Regions from separate parts of the Mus musculus genome. Here region 1 is linked to region 2. A link is a loop called in an ENCODE intact Hi-C map of the cell type or tissue named here. Cell type or tissue: left cerebral cortex. All regions are shown on one strand. Each heading gives the region's core, and the rest is flanking DNA. Links, peaks and the distances in the headings are about the cores only.

Region 1 (10,832 bases), core at 1,467-9,466, 1.0 Mb after region 2:
TAATTTCCTTATGGATTTATCCATTTACACCTGTGTACATGTAGCATGCTATGCATGTGGAACTCAGAGGATACCTGCAGGACTAAGGCTTCTTCTTCCATTACCTGGGCTCTGGGGATCAGACTCAGGTCTTCAGGCTCAGTGGTGAGCAATGCATACCTACTAAGCCATCTTGATAGCCCTCTATTAAACAATTCTTGTGGAATTGCAAAGGATGCTGAATAGTCAGGGAAAACCTGAGGAAAATGTCAGATATGTCATACTTTCAGGTTTCGATGGTAGGGTAATCAAAACATTGTGATACTTAACTAAAGATAAACCTATAGACCCATGAAATAAAACACAGTGAAGACCCCATACATAAACTTTCAGGTAGGTGGTTAAACAGTTTTCAACACTTACACATACACACACACACAAACATTTTAAAACAACTTGAAAGTTTTGAAATAGTACTAATCTAAATAAAATGTTTTTAAAAGATATCTTGGAGGCTTGGGGAGATATATGAGCAATTAACAGTGTGTCCTTGCTCTTGTGTAGGACTTAGGTGGGCTGGCATTTGGCTGTAACTCTAGTTCTAGGGAACCTGACATCGTCTTACCTTCTCTGCATATGGTGCACAAAAGCACATATACATACACATAAAATACCTTAAAGTGATTCAACTTTATGTACTATATATTAAAGTAGAGTGGTTTCTTACAATTGTCCAAAGTAATGAAATAGTATGGCAATTGAATAGCATTAAGAAAATGTAGGGTGCTGGGAGCTGATCCTGTGCCACAGTGCTCCATACCCAAATACCATCGGGAGACAGCTGGCCTCCCAGGAGTGCTGACACAACTGTGAGCACAGGTAAGACCACCACCACTTCTGTTCAAATTCCTGGTCCAAGAGGGACTCCCCCCGCAGAGCCATCAAGACACAGGAACCAATGAACAGCCAGGGACAGGATCCTTCCAGTTTCCATCTGCATCCTGGAGCCAACCCTGTGCCACAGCTTTCCATACCCAAATTCCTTCAAGGGAAAATGGGTCTCCCAGGAATATAGACACACAGGCTTGCAGAAGGCAAAAGCCACAGTCAGAGACAGCAAGACCAGCTAACACCAGAGATAATCAGATGGCAAGAGGCAAGGACAAGAACATAAGCAACAGAAACCAAGGCTACTTGGCATCATCAGAACCCAGTTCTTCCACCACAGTGAGCCCTGGTTGCTCCCAACACACCAGAAAAGCAAGACTCTGATTTTAAATCACATCTCATGATGATGATAGAGGACATTAAGAAGGACATAAGTAACTCCCTTAAAGAAATACAAGAGAACACAGGTAAACAGCTAGAAGTCCTTAAAGAAGAAACACAAAAATCCCTTAAAGAATTACAAACAGGTGAAGGAATTGACCAAAATCACCCAGGATCTAAAAATGGAAATAGAAAAACTAAAGAAATCACAAAGGGAGACAATTCTGGAGATAGAAAACCTAAGAAAAAGATCAGGGGTCATAGAAGCAAGCATCATCAACAGAATACAAAAGATAGAAGAGAGAATCTCAGGAGAAGAAGATACCATAGAAATCATTGACACAACAGTCAAAGAAAATGTGAAATGCAAAAAGATGCTGACCCAAAACATCCAGAAAATTTAGGGCACAATGAAAAGACTAAACCTAAGGATAATCGGTATAGAAGAAAGCAAAGAGTTCCAACTTAAAGGACCAGTAAATATCTTCAACAAAATTATAGAAGAAAACTTCCCTAACCTAAAGAAAGAGATGCACATAAAAACATAAAAGAAGCCTACAGAACTCCAAATAGATTGGACCAGAAAAGAAATTCCTCCCATTACATAATAGTCAAAACACCAAATGCACAGAACAAAGAAAGAGTATTAAAAGGAGTAAGGGGGAAAGAAGCATATAAAGGCAGACCTAGTAGAATTACACCAAACTTCTCACCAGACATTATGAAAGCCAAAAGATCCTGGACAGGTGATATACAGACCTTAAGATAACACAAATGCCAGCCCAAGCTACTATACCCAGCAAAACTCTCAATTACCATAGATGGAGAATCCAAGATATTCTATGACAAAGCCAAATTTACACAATATTTTTCCACAAATTCAGCCCTACAAAGGATAATGGATTGAAAATGCCAACACAAACAGGGAAACTACACCATAGAAAAAGCAATAAACTAATCTTTCAACAAACCGAAAAGAAGATAACCACACAAACAGAAAAATATCAAAAATAACAGGAAGCAACAATCACTATTCCTTAATATCTCTTAACATCAATGGACGCAATTCCCCAATAAAAAGACATAGGCTAATAGACTGGATGTACAAACAGGACTCAGCATTTTGCTGCTCATAGGAAATGCACCTCAGTGTCAAAGACAGACACTACCTCAGAGTAAAGGACTGGAAAAACAATTTTCCAAGCAAATGGTTCCAAGAAATAAGCTGGAGTAACCATTCTAATATCCAATAAAATCAACTTTCAACCAAAAGTTATCAAAAAGTATAAGGAAGGACACTTCTTACTCATCAAATGAAAAAAGAATCTATGAAGAAGGACTCTCAGTTCTGAACATCTAAGCTCCAAATGCAAGGGCACTCACATTCATAAAAGAAACTTGACTAAAGCTCAAAGCACACATTGTACCTCACACAGTAATAGTGGGAGACTTCAACACCCCACTCTCATCAATGGACAGATGATGGAAACAGAAACTAAACAGAGACATATTAAAACTAACAGAAATTATGGACCAAATGGATTTAACAGATAACTCTAGAATATTTCATCCTATATCAAAAGAATATACCTTCTTCTCAGCACCTCATGGTAGCTTCTCCAAAACTGACCATATAATCGGTCACAAAATGGCCCTCAACAGATATAAAAAGATTGAAATAATCCCATGCATCCTATCAGATTACCACAGACTAAGACTGGTCTTCAATAGCAACAAAAACAACAGAAAGCCCACATACACATGGAAGCTGAACAATGCCCTACTTGATGATAACTTGGTCAAGGAAGAAAGAAAGAAATTAATGACTTTTTAGAATTTTTAATGAAAATGAAGGTACAGCATACCTAAATTTATGGGACATGATGAAAGCAGTGCTAAGAGAAAACTCATAGCTCTGAGTGCCTCCAAAATGAAACTAGAGAGAGCATACACTAGCAGCTTAACAGCACATCTGAAAGCTCTAGAACACAAAGAAAAGGCAATACACCCAAGAGGAGTAGACAGTAGGAAATAATAAAAGTGAGGGCTGAAACTACCAAGTAGAAACAAAAAGAGCTATACAAAGAATCAACAAAACCAGGAGCTGGTTCTTTGAGAAACTCAAGATAGATAAACCCTTATCCAGACTAACCAGAAGGCACAGAGACAGTATCCAAATTAACAAGATCAGAAATGAAAAGGGAGATATAACAACAGAAACTGAAGAAATCCAAAAAAAATCATCAGATCCTACTACCAAAACTTTTTCAACCAAACTGGAAAATCTGGGTGAAATTGACAATTTTTTTCTAGACAAATATCAAGTACCAAAGTTAAATCGGGATCAGAAAAATCATCTAAACAGTCCCAAAACCCTTAAAGAAATAGAAACAGTCATTAAAATTCTCCCAACCAAAAAAAGCCCAGGACTAGATGAATTTAGTGCAGGATTCTATCAAACCTTCAAAGAAGACCTAACACCAATACTCTTCAAACTATTCCACAGAATAGAATCAGAAGGAACACTACCCAACTCATTCCAGGAAGCTACAGTTACACTGTGTATTCTCCCTTGGAGATGGAACAGTTTCTGTCTAATCAGGAACTTGTCACAATTTCCTTTCATAGAGAACTTCATAAGAGGTTTTTTTTCTACTTCTATCATGTTTAATGTTTCAAATAGATTTTAAAAACTGGTTAAGTGCATACTACTTTTGGCTACAGAAGATATCATGTATATTTAAGAGGCATTTAACTATTATAAATTATTTTTGTTGACTTAAAAAATGTCAATACTTAGTTGTATATTTTAAAATACGTTTTATTAGTTTAATAAATAAAATAAAACTAACTCCAGTTGGGAAGGTACTTTTCTATGTTAAAGCATCCGTCAGTCGGATCCTTAATCCTTAAGGCAAAGAAAACTTATTTCCTTTGTTTGTACTGTCTACTGGCATTTTCCACAACCAAAAACTGCAGAATTAAATTGTTATACTAAACTCTTTAGTATGCAAAAAAAGGTGATTAAAGTGTTGACAAATCAACGTGAATAGGTAAAGTACGAAAGAATTTTCAAATTTGATTTTGAGAACACTCATGTTGTTAACCCCGTAGGTAAACAGAACGACAGCACTTATCAGAGACAGGGTCTGTCGGGGTTCCCACCCCCTGCTACCAAGTGCTACTTAGCAGATGGCAAAGGAGAGGGCTGCACTAGGCACAAGAAAATTGTTAGCCATGAGCTAGTTAGCAGAAACTGTCTTTCCATTCTCTCATATCTCATCCATCTCATACACACAGAGCTCCTGGGGCCCTTGGACAGAAGAGACATGCTGAATGAAGGTTTTGCCAGCTCAGCTCTCATGCCTGAAGGAGAAAACAAGTTTCCAGGCCTTCTTCCTTCCATTGGTTCAACACACATGCAAACTCTTCAACAGAAAATACCAAATGGCCCTTCAAGCAGGTAAGATATAGTAAGTTAGGAGCTTACTGCATAAGGAAGTACTTCACATTCAACAGATGTGACCTTGCAGCTGATTTCTCTATGTTGAGTTTGTATCCTGCCACTTTGCTGAATGTGTTTTAGTAGATCCAAGAGTCAAATGATTCAACTGGATCGATTCTGAATTGCGTCACCTACAAGCGGAGATAACTGTCTCATTTTCTCACTTATATCCCTGTATGTATTTCTGTTATCTTATTGCTATTTCCAAGACTCCAATCTCAGAATTGAATAAGAGTAGAGAGAGTGAAAAACCTTGTCTCATTCTAACCTATGGAGGAAGTGGACTAGATATCTTTTCATTTAGCATGATTTTGTCTACGGATTTAATACATACAGCCTTTGTTCTGTTAGATGTGTTCCCTCTATACATAGTTTCTTCAGGACCTTCATGAAAGTATGTTAAATTGTCAACTGCCTATCCTGGACCTACTGAAATAATTATGTAATTTGTATTGGTATATTCTGAAATGATGCATTAAATTTTTTGATTAGCATATTTTGAGTCAACCTTACATTTTGGGGATAAAAACAACTTAGTCATGAAGTATATAATCTTATTAATATATTCATTGAATTTACTTTTCAAGGTGTGTGTGTGTGTGTGTGTGTGTGTGTGTGTGTGTGTGTGTGAACCAAGTGAGTATAATTAGTATTAATTACAAAAATAAGGGTAAGGAGTCATTTAGAGGATTGTAAGCAACTTCCAAAGTGGCTATAGCATAAAAAAAAGTCTCTCCCTTTCCAGAAATTATTTAATTGCTTGTAAGTCTGTCTTCCTCTGGTACCTGGATACATGTGGTACACATAAACTCATCCAGGCATGTGTGTGTACACACACACATACACACACACACATTAAAAATCTTTTATTTCCTTTTAAGTTGTTTGTTTTTTGTTTTGGTTTTTCAAGACAGGGTTTCTCTGTATAGCCCTGGCTGTCATGGAACTCACTCTGTAGACCAGGCTGGCCTCAAACTCAAAAATCCACCTGCCTCTGCCTCCCAAGTGCTAGGATTAAAGGTGTGCGCCACCACCGCCTGGTTTAAGATTTATTTTATGTATATGAGTATGAGTATGCTGTAGCTGTCTTCAGACACACCAGAAGAGGGCACTGGATCCCATTACAAATGGCTGTGAGCCACCATGTGGTTGCTAGGAATTGAACTCAGGACCTCTGGAAGAGCAGTGAGTGCTCCTAACCACTGAGCCATCTCTCCAGCCCATATTAAAAATCCTCTTAAAAGATTTTTATTTTTAATTCAGGAAGGGGCAAGACCTCATGAGTCTCTCTTCTTCCGTGACAGTGTTGGCTTGCCCAGTCCTATGCCAGCCTTGCACAGGTGACCACACTGCTGAGAGTTCAAGTGCAACAGCATCCAGAAGTCAGCATTCCACAGCTTTTCACCCTTCCCTCTCACACCTACATGTATTCACTCTTGCATGGTGTTCCCTGATCCGTAAGGAGGTGATGGAGATATTCCATCTACGACTGAGAATTCAGCAACTGCACTTTCGGCACTTGGACATCCATTATGAGTCTGTGCAATAACCACTGCCCACTACAAAAAGAAGCTTCTCTGACCACAGATTGCAGCAGGACGATTCTGATAACTTAAATTTCAGTATGTAGAAGGTAGTTGAACAGACACATCCTGTCAGTTATCAAAACAGCATTAGCATCTTCCTCACTAAGGTTTATAGAATTGCTGGCCATGAGTTATTGGCAAGGTTTATAGATCTACACTCAAATTCCCTCATGTGAGCATTCCTGAAGTCTGATAAAAAGCCATTGGTTGCCTGTCTGAAAGCCATGCCACCCTTGTGCCAGTGAGTCTTGTCTAGCAAGCCATTAGATTAGCACAGAGGGTTGTTGGTCCGTAACCCAGAAAAGATTTGACCAGAGCCATCTCATGCCAGCCCACATAGCTCTGCTGGCACTTTAAGGGCGGTCCTTCAGGAGGGACCCTCCCGCTCAGTGTCAGTTTCATTCCTCTGTGTTTTAAGCCCACAATAGTATGCTGTCTTTATCAAGAGTCTTCCAGTCTAGTTCTGCTGACAACCAGCAGGAATAACCATGTCCTTTGTTCTGGGGATCTCAGGAGCCTGCTGCTGAGGTTTTAGTTAATAACCTTATGTTTTCTGGGAGTGGGGTTATCTACTTGCACAGGGTACCTCTGTCCACACTTTTATCTTTAATTAGCCAATAAAATACTGGGTCATGTTTTCCAGTCTTACAGCTTCTTCACACATACTTAGCTCTGATCAGCCCTCCTCCCATCCATCCTCCATGTTGCTCCTCCATATCCCTGCTGAAGCATTCTGTGTTCAGTGTTTACCTTCTACTCACAAGAAAAGTCTCCAACTCCTCTGTTCTCTTAAAGCCTCTTCCCCTTCTTGTTGGACCCTTCCTAGTTTCCTGGTTTCTATACACACTTCCACATAAATCCACATATATAAAAATTAAATTATAGCATCTACATCTAAGAATGGGTTTGTTTTCTTTGAGCCAGAGTTACCGCACTTAATGTGTTTTGGCTGCATCAACTTTTCTGCATTTGAACAAAACTGCACTTAATTTATCTCTCATACTTTCATTGTTAGGCTGTTGGTTGATGGCCATTCAGCTTACTGCATTTTCTTGCTATTGAGAACAGAGCAACAAACATGAACATGGAAGTATGTCTTAGAAGGCACAAACTGCTTTGAATATCTGTCACATTTATAGAGGCCTCCTCAGTGGTTTCCAGTGTGCACACCACACACTCGCACATCAGAGAGCAATTCCTCTCCTCCTGCCAGTATTTGTTGTTGTTTTCATGATGGTAGCTATTCTATGCTGAGATGAAATATGAAAGATACAATTCACAGACATGAAGTTCAAGAAGAAGGAAGACCAAAGTGTGGGTGCTTCAGTTCTTCTTAGAAGAGGGAACAAAATACTCACAGGAGCAAATACAGACACAAAGTGTGGAACAGAGACTTAAGGAAAGGCCATCCAAAGACTGTCCCACCTGGGGATCCATTTCATATACAGTCACCAAACCCAGACAGTATTGCAGATGCCAAGAAGTGCTTGCTGACAGGAGCCTGATATGGCTGTCTCCTGAGAGGCACTGCCAGAGCCTGACATATACAGAAGGCACTGCCAGAGCCTGACATGTACAGAAGGCTACATATAGCCAAGCATTGAACTGATCACAGGGTCCCCAATAGAGGAGTTAGAGAAAGGACTGAAGGAGCTGAAGGGATCTGCAGCCCCATAGGAAGAACAACTGTATCAACCAACCAGAGCTCCCAGGATCTAAACCACCAACCAAGGAGTACACATGGAGGGACCCGTGGCTCCAGACGTATATATAGCAGAGAATGGCCTTGTTGGGAATCAATGGGAGAAGAGGCCCTTGGTCCTGTGAAGGCTCAATGCTCCAGTATAGGGGAATGCAAAGGTGGGGAGGTGGGAGTGGGTGAATGGGTGGAGGCACACCGAGAGGAGGGGGATATGATAGGGGGTATCTAGAGTGGAAATCAGGAAAGGGGATAACATTTGAAATGTAAATAAATAAAATATCCAATAAAAATTACTAAGCATAAAAAAGAAAAAACATAAAAAAAAATAAAAAAAGAAATATCAAAGTACTTTTAACTTGAATCTTCCTGCTACCTAAAGATGTTGAACACTTTAAAAATATTTATTGCTCATTAGATTTGTTCTTTATAGAACTTTCTGTGCAGTCCATTAACCCATTTGAAATTTTTCTATTTTTCATTAAATTTTTGACATATTTATGCAAGATGCATTCTAATCACTCTCATCTCCCACCTGCCAGTCCTCCTATCTCCAAAGAAAGTGTGTAATTGGGTTACAGCACAAGTTACATATGGCTCTTCATATACGCTATATAATTATTAACCCTTCCACTTCTCTACCCACACCTCTATTCCCCTTCCTTACTTTCTCCCTCAGTATTCCCCGTCTCTCCTTGTTTTACCCATTGCCCCTCCCTTATGGGAGCCTTCCCTCCTCCTTTGCCCCTTTCTCATTCCCTAGCCTCCACAGTACTCCATGTTAAACACACAAAGCTGAAGATTCAAGGCTAGGACTCACATGTGAAAAGGAGCATAAACTGTTTTTCTTTTGAGGTCTGGTCACCTTCCCAAGTTTTATCCATTTGTCATTGGATTCTGTGCATGAATCTAGTTTCATCTTCTGTATAGAGATATCCAGCTTTCTTAACACCATTTGTTTATATGTAATAACATGGCTGTAGCTATGTGAGCCTATATCTGTGTCTTCTGATCCATTCCATGTACCAGTACCATAACACCATGTATATGTATGGGTGGCTTACACATGTGTGTGGCTATGTGGATGTGCTTCTGGAGGCAAGTGGTCCATCACATGTCAGCCCTTGCAAGATACCCACATTGTTTTGTTGAGACATATGTATCTCTCATCACAAGTCTTATTAAGATAGGCTGGCCAACCAACAGTCTATCTGGATCAGCTTGTCTCCACCAATTGCAAACATGTGCCACCATACCTGGCTTTTCTACATGATTCTGGAGATTTAACTCAGGTCCTTATACTTACACAGAAAGAACTTCACCCATTAAGCTATCTCTCCCGCCCCATGTTGATATTGTAACATAACTTCAAATAAGATGTGATGTTATCTCCAGGATTGTACTTTGGTTTTTTTGGTTTGTTTGTAGTTTGAGTTTTTTGTTTGTTTGTTTGTTTGTTTTTCCTTTGTTTTCCCACTCAAGATTGCTTTGACTATCAAAGGTCTTTTGCACTTCCAAATGAATTTTAAGATTTTTTTTTATTTCTATGAAATTTTGAAGAAGGCTGAATGAAATTTGTTTGCATTTTTAAAAAGATAGCCATTTTTACAATATTTTAACAATATATAAGCACAAGAGATTTTTTTCATCTGCTAATGTATTCTTCAATTCCTCTCAAATGGTTTAACATTTTCATTACAGTGGTCTTTCACTATTTTGATTAAGTTTAGTGTGTGTGTGTGTGTGTGTGTGTGTGTGTGTGTGTGTGTGTGTGTGTGGTGAATTGTGAATTGGATTGTTTTCCTGATTTCCTCATCATCGTGTTTGTTATGGTGCATAAGAAGGCTACTTAATTCTCTTTGTTACATTTTTTTATCTTGTTTCTTTGTTGAAAGTGTTTATCATCCAGCCTCCTGAATTTTTTTAGTTCCTGTTGAGAAATTCGCTGTTAAATATGACTTGGTGTTTTTCTCTCCTTCCTTTGTTCTGTATATTTAAATACTTAATTAAGTGCTTTACTATACTGTGAGGTTCTCTGATCGCATCTGTTTGGCGTTCTATGTTTTCCCTTGTAAGTCTGGGAAGTCTCTGCTATGACTTTTGTGAGAGTAACTTTGACTTGCCTGATGGACTTGTCATCTCTGAGGCTTTACTATCTCAGTCTGCTAGCTGAGGCCTAGGCCTAGAAGCATCTAGCCTCCCTACAGTTATCTAGGCCTAGAGTGTTTTCAGCCTTTGAGATTTACTGCTGAATAGCTCACCCTTTCTTCTGTCTGTACCCTAGCTTGCTGATTCAACTCAGCTCTTCTGGCTCAAACTCCTTTCCAACCTGATTCAATCTGGCTTCTCTAGGCTTCTGACTGAATCACTCTGCTTGGCCTCAAACTAACTCTGGCAATCTGTTTTAATTTTTGGCTCTTTCTCATTCTCTGGCTCATTTTGTATTCTCCTGTGTCTAGCTTGTTCTCTCTTCAACCTATCTCTGTAAGATTCTCTCAGTGAAACTGCCTCTTTCCTCTCTCCCTGTCTGTCTATACTATTCTCTTCAGTGGTTCCCCTTTGCTCTCTTTTCTCGTGAGAGCTGGGCATATCCCATTCTGTTAAATATTTCTCTGATTCATCACTTTGTCTGCCATTCAATTAGACATCACTTTCAAACATAGTGCTTCCTTCTACAAACTGACTTACTTCCATGGTTTGAGTTAAAGATGTGTACTAAGAGTATGTCTGTATTCTAGCCAGAAGGATTAAAGGTGTATGCTAAGGACTAAACCACACCATAACTAGAAACTTT
Region 2 (10,832 bases), core at 1,052-9,051:
CCACCCCCAGAATCACATTGTAGGGAAAACTGACTACTGGATAAAGCTCCAGTCTCATTAGTGAAGGGTCTCCAGCCTCAGGAACATGTGCACAGGTTAGAAATTTCAATGTACATAGTGAGCCATCGCCCTCTGCCAGCACAGGGTGGATACAAAGTAGCAAGGGGCCAGGTGTGGTGGCACACGCCTTTAATCCCAGCACTTGGGAAGCAGAGGCAGGTGAATTTCTGAGTTCAAGGCCAGCCTGGTCTACAGAGTGAGTTCTAGGACAGCCAGGACTACACAGAGAAACCCTATCTTGAAAACAAAACAAAACAAAACAACAACAAAAAGCAAAGTAGCAAAGGAATGCCTTTGCTGTTTGACATCTCTATGATACTAATGCCTGCTTATGACTGTAAGCATACTATCTAAATTGACATTGTACAGGAAAACTGGGCATGGAGGAGGGAGAAACACTTCCTAGCTGCAGACTGTGCTGTTCTTGGCTACACCTGCCTTGAGCCCTACAACCAGCTGGCACTCCTATGATGAATTACCATTCACTTAATTGCAGAAGTGAAAAGCTGCTCTTTGGGGAGCATAAGTAGCAAGGAAAGAACAGAAAGTGGACAGCCTGTCTGGGAGAGCAAATGTGGCATTCCTCAGAGCCACAGAACCCCCAGCAGGGGAGCGAAGCCCCAGAATCCTGTTCTTTCTTTTCATTCTGCTTAGCCCAGAGACACAAGTCAATATAGCAAACCACCACTCTGTGGGCAGCACAATTGTTTGGCAGATTTAGGGAGACTTAGAACCTCAGTACCCCTATGGCCTTTGCAGGTCCATAGTCACATTTGCTGACTTAACACAGAAGGCACCTGAGGGGCCTCCACCTCTCCTCAGTCATGGACAGTTCCTTATAAAGTGGAGGATCTAGGCCCCATGGAGGAACCATCATTTTAAGTCAGTGCCTATTGCAGAATGGACAATAGGGACACCTAGCAGGTTTGACTCTTGGCCTCTGTAGTGGAGACTTTTCTTGTTGCCATGGCATACCTGACAAAAGCAACTTAAGGAAGGTGGGGAATGCACAGGCTTGCAGTTTGAGGAGATGCAGTGGCAAGAGAGGTTCAGAGGAAGGAACCGAAGGCTGAGTCACACTGAGAGCCAGGAAGCAGAGAATGATGTCCGCTGATGCTGATGTGAGCTCCCCCGTGTGTGTGTGTGTGTGTGTGTGTGTGTGTGTGTGTGTATGTGTGTGTTTTCAATTGGGGACCTCAGCCCATAGAGCAGTGCTGCCTACATTTTGGTAGATTAACCCCAGTTAACCTGATCTAGACACTTCTCACAGACCCACCCAAATTTGTATCCACACTGATTTATAAATCTGATTTTTAAAATTTTAGTAGTAGTGGCACATGCCTTTAATCTCAGCAAGGGAACAAGCTGTACCTCTAGGAGGCAGAAGCAGGAGGATCTCTGTGAATTCGAGGCCAGCTTGGTCAACTGGGTGAATACCAGGACAGCCAGGACTATGTAGTGAGACCCTGTCTCAAACAAAAAAAAAAATCCCTGACAGTCAAGCATTACCATCCCAGTTCTAGTCTGAAGGATAATTATGCTAGTGGAAGGACTCAGAGATGACAAATGTATACACTTTCTGTCATTATACCTTCTACTAGAAGCGTCTCTACAGACCAGAGGCATATGAGTACCCAAATGCCCCCAGAAGGCATTTGATAAAGCTTCCAGTTCTCCCACAGTGTCTCAGGTGTTCTCCTCTGGAGGCATCTGAAGAAGATAGAATGGAGCCTCCTCTCTCAGCATCTCTTTTTCTTGCTATAGTTATTTCCCTTAGGATTCGTTACCTTTCTCAGCAAACCCTCGTAGCAGAGGAGTTAGATGAGTTAGATGTATCTTAATGTGGTCAAGGTGACAATGGAAAGCAAGCCCTTATCTTTAAACGAAATTCATTTTGTGGAGTGCCGTCACTGCCCTCTAAACTGGGATGTCTTGAGAAACACCGTGTGTCTGGAAGACCCAACTCCTCTCTCCCACATGCTTCCTTACCTTATTCTAACTTCTCACCCTGTCTCTCCTGCTTCTGGCTTTTCTCTGCAAGGAGCCCGGGGCCTTGGAAGCAGGAGCTCTGGAGTTACTTTTAACACCTAAGCGATTTTAAGTTGTCGGCTTTATCTCCCTGGATGTCAGCTTTGTCACCAGGAAAATGTTAGATATGCTGTAGAACAGTCTCGTTGGCCCTTGTCAGCCCTTACTTGAGACCTAGATCCATGTCCCAGTCCCTCAGGGGTAAGATGCTGCCCTTCTGGACATTTCCGGGTACTCTTCACACGTGGAGCACGCAAAACTCATCTCCAGGACAGGGCTGTTCTGGAAGGGAGCACTGTGCCCTGCATCAGCTGTGGGTATTGGTGTGGTGTGCTGGAACATGAGTCTCTGCTGTCTGCTGCCCACTGCAAATGACCCATCCAGGTAGACACATCCCCTGTACACACTGAGTGAATAGTTTTACATGTTTTAGGCCATGGAGTACCTTGAACTTAATGGAGTGTGAACAGGTTTTATTTTCATGAGCCGCAGACGAAATGTCATATGCCAAGTTTGTCACTGAAGCCGGGGGCAGGGGACAGAACTCCAAACCTCTCACCTAAAAGTGTCTGGTGCTTTGCTCACTACTTAACTATTTGTAGAAAAGCGGAAATCTGGTTCTTTTCTCCCCTGGAGCTCTAAATAGATTGTAATACGTTCTAGAATGGATTGAAAGAGAAGTGAGGTCGCTGGGTACAAATGAAAGCTGTTCAGGTGGACTGAGAAGGGATTGAAGAAATCCCGAGGCTGTCTCATAACTCTGCACTGCCAAAAGTCTACCTTAGACTCTACTTAGAAAGGATGTGTGGGGTACACATGGTGGAACCAAGCCGAGCTCAGCAAGGGAGCCTGCCCAGTGAGGAAAACCTGAAACAAATGAGAAGTCAAGCTGCCCAAACAAACAACATGGGGTAATTAGTAAGGCTCTCCAGGGCCCAGGATCACAGCTCAACAAGCTCATTAGGGCCTAAATGACTGTTCCCATCTCCTTGTGGCTGCAGGATGCACTCTGCTGGCTTGCTGGAATGAGGATGCTCTTCTCCCAGCTACTAATTAAGCCTTTCTAACCAACACTGGGAGGTGGGTCAGACCCATGAACTGCTCCCAAGGAATAGGCTAAAACAGTAACCTGATACCCAGCTCACCACTGAACTCCACCACAGAGCTGTCTGTCACCTATGTCGGTACTGTTTCCCACATGTGAGACTCTCTCTCTCTCTCTCTCTCTCTCTCACACACACACACACACACACACACACACCGCCCCATGGTTTATGGAGATTGTCACCTTGATGTGGTCTGACAGTGACCTCTTACTGAACTCTGTGCTAGGTGCTCGGATGAGTATCTTATGGACCATCTCTTGCTTCATCCTTACAGTCACTGTGGAAAGAGTTTTGCAACCCCACATTGCAGATGAGAAACCTGAGGCCTAGACTGCTCAACACTAATCAACATGGCTACACAGCTGATAAGTGGCAAGATCCAAATCACAATCCTTTTGTCACCCGGCTTTGCTTTTGCACTCGGACAATGACTCTACTCAAAAGACAAGGTCTCACTTTATAGCTCTGGCTGAATTGGAAATCACTATGTAGACCAGGTTGGCCTCGGGTTATCAGGAACTTGCTTGTGTCTGCCTCCTGCTTGTTGTTAGGATTAAAGGCAAAGGTGCAGGCCTGTTTCTGGATGATTTTATGCCTGCAGAGAGATGCTGTGTAAGAACCTGCTGCCTTGCTGTAACCCACAGAAGAGAGTCCACTGTGGAAGTGCCTTCACTGACACAGAGGCCCAGTGGATGAGGCTTCTTCAACATGTACCTATTAGCTCCTGTGCCCACTGGGCTCCTGGTCTCTCTTACTCTTCTTGTTATGTTTGTTCACCTTCTGCCTGCTCTAGGATATGAAGTCTGTGGCAAGGACAATGGGAGACTTTCTCAGTAAGCCTGACGAATCCAAAGGCTGAGGAGTTTAAGGCCCCTCTCACCCTGTACCCAGCACCCAGCACTCAATCAGGTATCTGGTTACTCTGCTATTTGTTCTTTTGATCTATGGTAAATGTTGCAAATGGCAGCTGGTAGGCCAGATCCAGGCCCACGATGACCTACATAGTTAATATTATTTTTACTTACTTGGCATTTTTTAAAAAAATAAATAAAGGCCTCACATTCTTCTGTTGCAACAAGGGCTAGGTCTTGGGATAGCTGCTGGCGTGTCCATTTTACCTAATCATGTGCTTGCTCCATGCGTACATTAGATTTAGTGACCTCTGACTAGGTTTAGCAATAGACTTTACTCTAGGCTTTTACATTCAATTCCATTAGAAGGACAAACATTTAACCTGAAGTTAGAGAAATGCTCACTGTACACACCTTTTCAAGAGTACTTATATATTTTGCTGACCTGAAAAAGTAGATTATTTTCCAAAATACAGTTATGCTTATTTAAAGTTCCCAGGAGGAATCCATTTTCCACCCTCTGCTGATAATTTTGAGATTTTGATGTAGTTTTTGATAAAACAGTAATTTGCAGTATGAGGTCTGTTGGGACTTTCTGTGTTCTTTATGTTGTCTTTTTTTCAGTTCACTCTGAGGGTTTGGAGATGTGCACCCCAGAGGGGCTGCGTTCTAGAGAGGATGCAGGTTTCCAGAGCAACGGCAGCCTAGGGTTGAGTACAGAATCTTAACAGTCATAAGGATCCTTCCTTGGGCAATTCCAAGCATATGCAAAGAAAGTGTCAAAGTTCAGCCACACCTTTGGCAGAGCTAGGAGACAGTTCCTAGTCCTGTCTCCTGGTGTCACTCCCTCTCAGCTGGATAGGGATGACCTGAGTAAGTCATGGAATAACGTAGCAGTGTGGCTTCTAAAGTCCATCTTCTCTTTTCCTTCAATGCTAACTCCTGGGTCAATCTCTATGTTCACTTAAGCCGTCCTGTAGAGAAGATTGTGCAGCCAACAGCCCTGTGTGTGGGTGTGGATGCTGTAGCTGTTGCCTGCCTAACTTTAGATTGCTGCAGCCCTAGGTGACAGCTATACTGAAACCACTAGCTGAACTGCTCTGAAATTTCTACATACCAGATACTGTATGAGCCAGCTAATGCTTATTGTTGTCTTAAGAAACTAAATTTTGGCCAGGCAGTGGTGGCACATGTCTTTAAACTTCAGCACGTGGGAGGCAGACGCAGGAGAGTCTTTAAGTTTGAGGCTGGCCTGATCTACAGAGTGAGTTCTAGGACAGGCAGGGCTACACAGAGAAACCCTGTCTTAAAAAACCAAAAGGGAAAAAAGACTTTTTTAAATAGAAGGTAAATTGGCTCCTGTATATTCACAAACAAGCATTTATTCATTATTAAGCATCTAGCCCATTCTACATGCTCAGGATGCAGTGGAAACAAAGCTAGTATGTGGTACAGACCCTCAAGGATGTGATAAACAAAACATTCAGCAAGCCAAGAGATTGGGAATGTCTTCTGAATGGAGTTGCTGCTAAGCAAAGGGCAACATTAACCTGGGTATGAGAGGAGCAAGCGCTAGGAATGGCTAGAATTTCCCCCTGGCATCTGTCCTGACTTTATTGCCTTTGATGCCTTAAGATTTTTAAGAAAGGAAGCAGAAATTTCTCAAAGGTAAGGCAGGGACATCTTCTTTTTCTTAGGACAAACTCCCCTCCTGTATGAAAGGGAGTGGTTGTACAGGCCACAGAGCTCTGCCTCAAGGGCACTGGGGGAAAGTTTGGAGCTGCCTGGGACTGGACACACTAAGAGAGACAAAAAATTAAGGGTGTTTGGGGAGGACAAACCATGACTAGCATTGTTATTTTGTTTGCTTTTGCTGCATACAAAACCTTCTGAGGTAGGTTGGCCTTTTGGATACACAAATATTATATTTTTCTTTAAGATTGGTTTTAGGAGAATGCATAGAAGATTAGTAACTTACCTGTTAGAAAGACCAGGAGCTTTCAACCCAAGAACAGCTACAAATAAAGCCCAAAACAAAACCATAAATTTACTTAAAACATAACTAGATATTTTGTGTGTGTGTGTGTATGTGTATGTGTATATAACTCAATTGTGTGGTTCTTGAATGTGTTGTATATAGATGATAATGTTGTAGCACAATGTCAACTGACCTCTAACTAACTAACTAACTAACTAACTAACTAACTAACTAACTAACTGTGTGTGTATGTGTGTTTCTCTGTGTGACAACCTGTGTGTATGTATGTGAAGGACAGAGACAGATGTTAAGTGTCTTCCTTCATCACTATCTACCTTACTTCCTTGAGACATGGTCTCTCACTGAACCAGAGACTTGGCGTTTTGGCTAGGCTGTCTGACCAGAGCCTCCTGGGATCCATCTGTCCCTGTTCCCCAGCTCTGGAATTATGGGCAGGCACAATCACACTTAACTTTGTACATGGGTATGAAGGGTTGGAACTCAGGTCTTCATGCTCCCACCCCTGAGCCATCTCCAAATCCTGCATCTGGAGCTCTGGACAAACACACTAATGTAAGGGTGATAGTCACATGCATCTGCTCTGTGTGATTCCCCACAGAAAACCGTGCTCCTACGCTTGGTGGTGACATTGTGTTGCTGCTGACAGACTGGGGAGGTCGTGTGACACCTTGCCTGACACGTGGGAAAGGTTGGGAGTGTGGCTGGACACACCACTGCACACTGACTGCAGACCATCCTGCTGATGTCTCCCTGCAGTGGTCCAGGGAGGTGGATTCACAGAATGGTTGGTTTGGGAAGAAGCACGAGAAGGATACAGAGACTCTTCAGTCCCAGAAGAGCAGCATCAAGCTTTGCAAACAATGGTCTTGCTTGTCTTTCTTCTCTGACTTCCTTCCAGGAACACAGAGATGCCAGTATGAACAGATCTCCACTAGCCCTTAGGAAATATACAGAGTTCCTGAATTGAAGGAGGGCTTAGGCTCTGTATCAGAACTCTTGTGTTGCTATGACCAGAATGCTGGAGAACTACTGTCTGGGTTACTTGTCTCACTGCCATGACAATGTAACTGATAAAAAGCAACTTAAGGAGAGAGGGGCTTATTTTGACTCTGGGTCCAAGGGAAAACAGTCCATTGTGGTGGGGAAAATATGTCAGCAGGAGCAGAAGGTGGCTGGCCACAATGCATTCACAGTTTCAAAGCAGAGAGTGATAAATGTTAATGTTTATCTAGATTTTCTTTTTTATATAGTTCAAAACCTCAGTCCATGGAACAATGCCACCCACAGATTTTCCCCACCTCAATTGACTTGATCAAAGTCACATCTCACAGACATGTCCAGATCCTGCCTTGTGAGAATCAACATTAACTATCACAACCTAAAGGAGATGAATCATTAATTCTTTTCATGGTTGCAGATATGGCATTCCTTCCATAAGGGTAGAGAGAGCAGGACATGTCTCATCATGGCAGCCAGGAGGCAGAGAAGGGCAGTAGGAGAAGGGCCATGTAAGATGAAGCCTCACAGAAACATGTGTCCTTCCCCCAGCCTTGAGTAGGCTAAACAGACCTTGAGTGCTTGCCACAATGGTTTTAAGACCTAGCTAGAGTTATCTGGCCTAGCCACATTTGCAGTTTCCTACAGGAGCTTTGAGGAGTAGACTGCCCACTGAGCTTGCTTTGCAACACAATCCAGCTGAAATAAAGGATGGGTCAGTGGGCTCTCCCTATATAAACACAGTGCTGAATATTAAACTTTGAGACTTGATCAGAACCTTTGTCTTGGTTTCATCCTTCTCTCGCCCCTCATCCTTTCAGGTAGACACAGTTCTCCATGGCCGCTGGACTGCTACAGAAACACTTTAAGTGACCTAATTCCTCTGAGGGTCCCACTTCTCACTTTTCCAAAGCATTGATGAGATCATGGCAGAGAACTGTCTCTAACAAGCAGAGCAGCAGTGCATTTCTTCCACATGTCTTACTTTTTTTTAAAAATATTTTTTATTACATATTTTCCTCAATTACATTTCCAATGCTATCCCCAAAGTCCCCCATACCCTCCCCCCCCCCCACTTCCCTACCCACCCATTCCCATTTTTTTGGCCCTGGTGTTCCCCTGTACTGCCAATGGAGGAGCTAGAGAAAGTACCCAAGGAGCTAAAGGGATCACATGTCTTACTTTTAATTGCTTATTGTTTGAGGGTTTTTTTTCTGCATGTCTGTCTGTCTGTCTACACATCATGTGTGTGCTTGGTGCCTACAGATGTCAAAAAAGAACATCAGATCCCCTGGAACTAGAGTTACAGGCTGATGTGAGCCACCATGTGGATGCCAGAACTCAAATTCTTTGCAAGATCAGCAAGTAGTCTTAACCACTGAGTCATCTCTCCAGCTCCATACTCTAGATTTCTAATTTAATCAACTCAACAGTCAATACTTAGCATTATAGGTTCAACATACAAACTTCTGCTCTGGTATCTTCAGAGGGTCTAGTAGTCCAAACAAGATCTTGGCAAGCCTAATGCTCTGACAATTCAATTCCTCATTCATTCAAACACACTAGTCACGTTCTAAGTGCTTAATAGTCACATAAGTTTGTGGTCACTATATTAGGCAGGGTGGGTTATGGAATATTTCCCCACTCACCACAGCTGTATTAGATGAAACTGTGTCTAAAATCCAGGATATAGAATAGGTTTCCTATATAATAAGAAAATTACCTTCTTGAAATAAATGACGTAGGTTTGTACCATTCATAAACTAGATTCTAAAATCAGCATACAGAGATAAATACAAGTCAGCTAGCAAATACAGATATATAAAGGAAGACTGGCTTAATCTTTTTGAAAGGGGTGTTTCAGTCAAGAATCCCTTCACTCCCAATCTCTTCCCCTCAGCTGGGGCATTAAACAATGGCCTTGTAAACACTAGGCAAGTTCTACATAGCTGAGCTATGTGCCCAGCAGAAGTTGGCTCTCACAATGTCTAGTGTTATACTTTTAGGTTGGTGTGTGAGCATGTGAGTGTGTGTGTGTGTGTGTATGTGTGTACACTTCTAGCTTTGGAGTAATTTGTTTCACTGGTCAAACATGAGGTGAAGGACTTGGTTTGCAGTTAGGGGCAAAGTGTAAGACACACAAATGGTGTCTTTCAATTTTCATATAGCACTGCAGGAAGCCAGATGGATGCTCTATAAGAGGGCCAATAAACAACTCCCCAGTGCAGTTTGAATCCCATCCCTTTTGTTAGGCTCTTGTCTCTTGTGCGGGAGTAACAGGTGAGTTGCTCACAGGACTTCAGAAGTTCCTCATCTATACAACATGTTTTGTTTTTCACTTTTGTTTTGATGCTAAATAGATGGAGAAAAGTCTGAGCTTGTTAGAATCACAGTGTGATTTCTCATAGACAGTCCTTGCTCAAGGCTTAGTTAAGGAGGGGTTACCTTTCTGCCAAACTTAAATATTTTATAATTAAGCAGAACAAAGGAAGTCCAAACAGGGGGAAAAGAAATCTGGGCATGGTGTTGCAAATCTGTAATCCTGGTACTGGAGAGCCCAAGGCAGGGAAGGATCAAAACTTGTGGTCAGCCTGGGCTACCAAATAAAACTCTATCCCTCCCCAAACAGGAAGCAAAAGACAAAACAACACAGTTTCTCCCTGAAATCTTTCTTGAGGAAGCCAAATGTCAATACCCATTGACCCCAAAGATTGAGTGGGACCTTAGTATGAGTGGGTCACTGTAGAAGTGGCACTAGAGTTGTTCAGACTCCAGAGCCCCCTTGGAGAACCCAACCCAGCAGAAAGTTCTATCCTCTCCAACCTCCCTGCTCCCCAGAGCATGCATGGTTCTGCCCGTTCTGGTTCTAAGTATGTACAGTCGTAAATCTTTCCTTACTATTATACCACACATTTCCAGTCAAGTCACAAAATCCCCGAGGGCAGATGGTGCTTGCCTTTTATCTCTTGTTACAACCCAAACATGGGGCCTTCTCCCTTTCAGGCTTTCTTCATATCTAGCTTAATTTTCACATCAGAAGTGATGTCCTTAGATGTGAGAAGAATCATAGGCATACACTTAAATATTCACACACACTTTAAAAGCACAACCAATAGAAAGGCCAGAATTTTCTCTTTCAGTTGGGAGAGAGATTTTAAAATTGTGTACCTTACTTGGAAGGGTTCTAAGTGGACTCTCATGACATCATCTTGAAGAGCAACGACAGTTTGAGGTGTTGGAATCAAGCCTTGGAGGGAAGCACAGCAACTGCCTTCTAGACCCTTTCAGTGGACGTTTACCAGCTCAGCCCATGTGGGATCCCGTCTTCATGTGAGGACTTAAACAGTCAATGATACAGAAATGGCTAATTAGAATCCTACCAGGTCACACTACTGCATGATGATACTACAGTTTTGTTTCCAGTAGGACCTCACTGTTTTAAAAGTGCCTCTCTTCCTGGTTAAGTTCCCCACAGTTCAGTATTTTATCATTACCTTAAGGGCTATTTAATCCTGTGCTAAAGGTTATTTTAATTGTGTTAGGATAAATCCCTGTTTGCTGGTATTATAATAGTTGTAATAACTTACATTAAAAGTATTCCTAAGTAGGGTCTAGGGAAATGGCTCAGTGGATAAAGTCTTTGCTGTGAAAGTCAGCATTCACGTGTGTACACGCATACTCATGTGCCTAAATACATGTAGACATGCACGTGTACATGCACACAAAGCATACACACCTATATATACACAGAAAAATCTCTAAGTATATTTTTAAACATCATCCTGAGTATTT

Evidence for each region. Hi-C counts contacts between places; a loop is a spot of excess contacts. Peaks named below come from ENCODE experiments on the same cell type or tissue, not always from the same donor. Only the 100,000 strongest peaks of a DNase experiment are listed, where the experiment ranks them.
Region 1: a loop joins it to region 2, with 19 times the contacts of the local background. A loop is called at or near these places in 5 of 42 quality-filtered maps.

The regions. Positions count from the first base shown.
Region 1 is chr11:21,852,899-21,863,730 of GRCm38, forward strand. Wdpcp (WD repeat containing planar cell polarity effector) reads left to right here. Exons shown (of 18, transcript NM_145425.3): 15 at 4,549-4,711. Among named protein-coding and RNA genes, the nearest start is that of Gm32517, 140 kb to the right of the region's middle. In left cerebral cortex, for the core only: no CTCF peak of the experiment used is centred there; no DNase peak of the experiment used is centred there.
Region 2 is chr11:20,809,229-20,820,060 of GRCm38, forward strand. All of the region lies in intron 1 of Gm32213 (a long non-coding RNA gene), which reads left to right. Among named protein-coding and RNA genes, the nearest start is that of Lgalsl, 16 kb to the right of the region's middle. In left cerebral cortex, for the core only: no CTCF peak of the experiment used is centred there; a DNase peak (open chromatin) is centred at 5,093.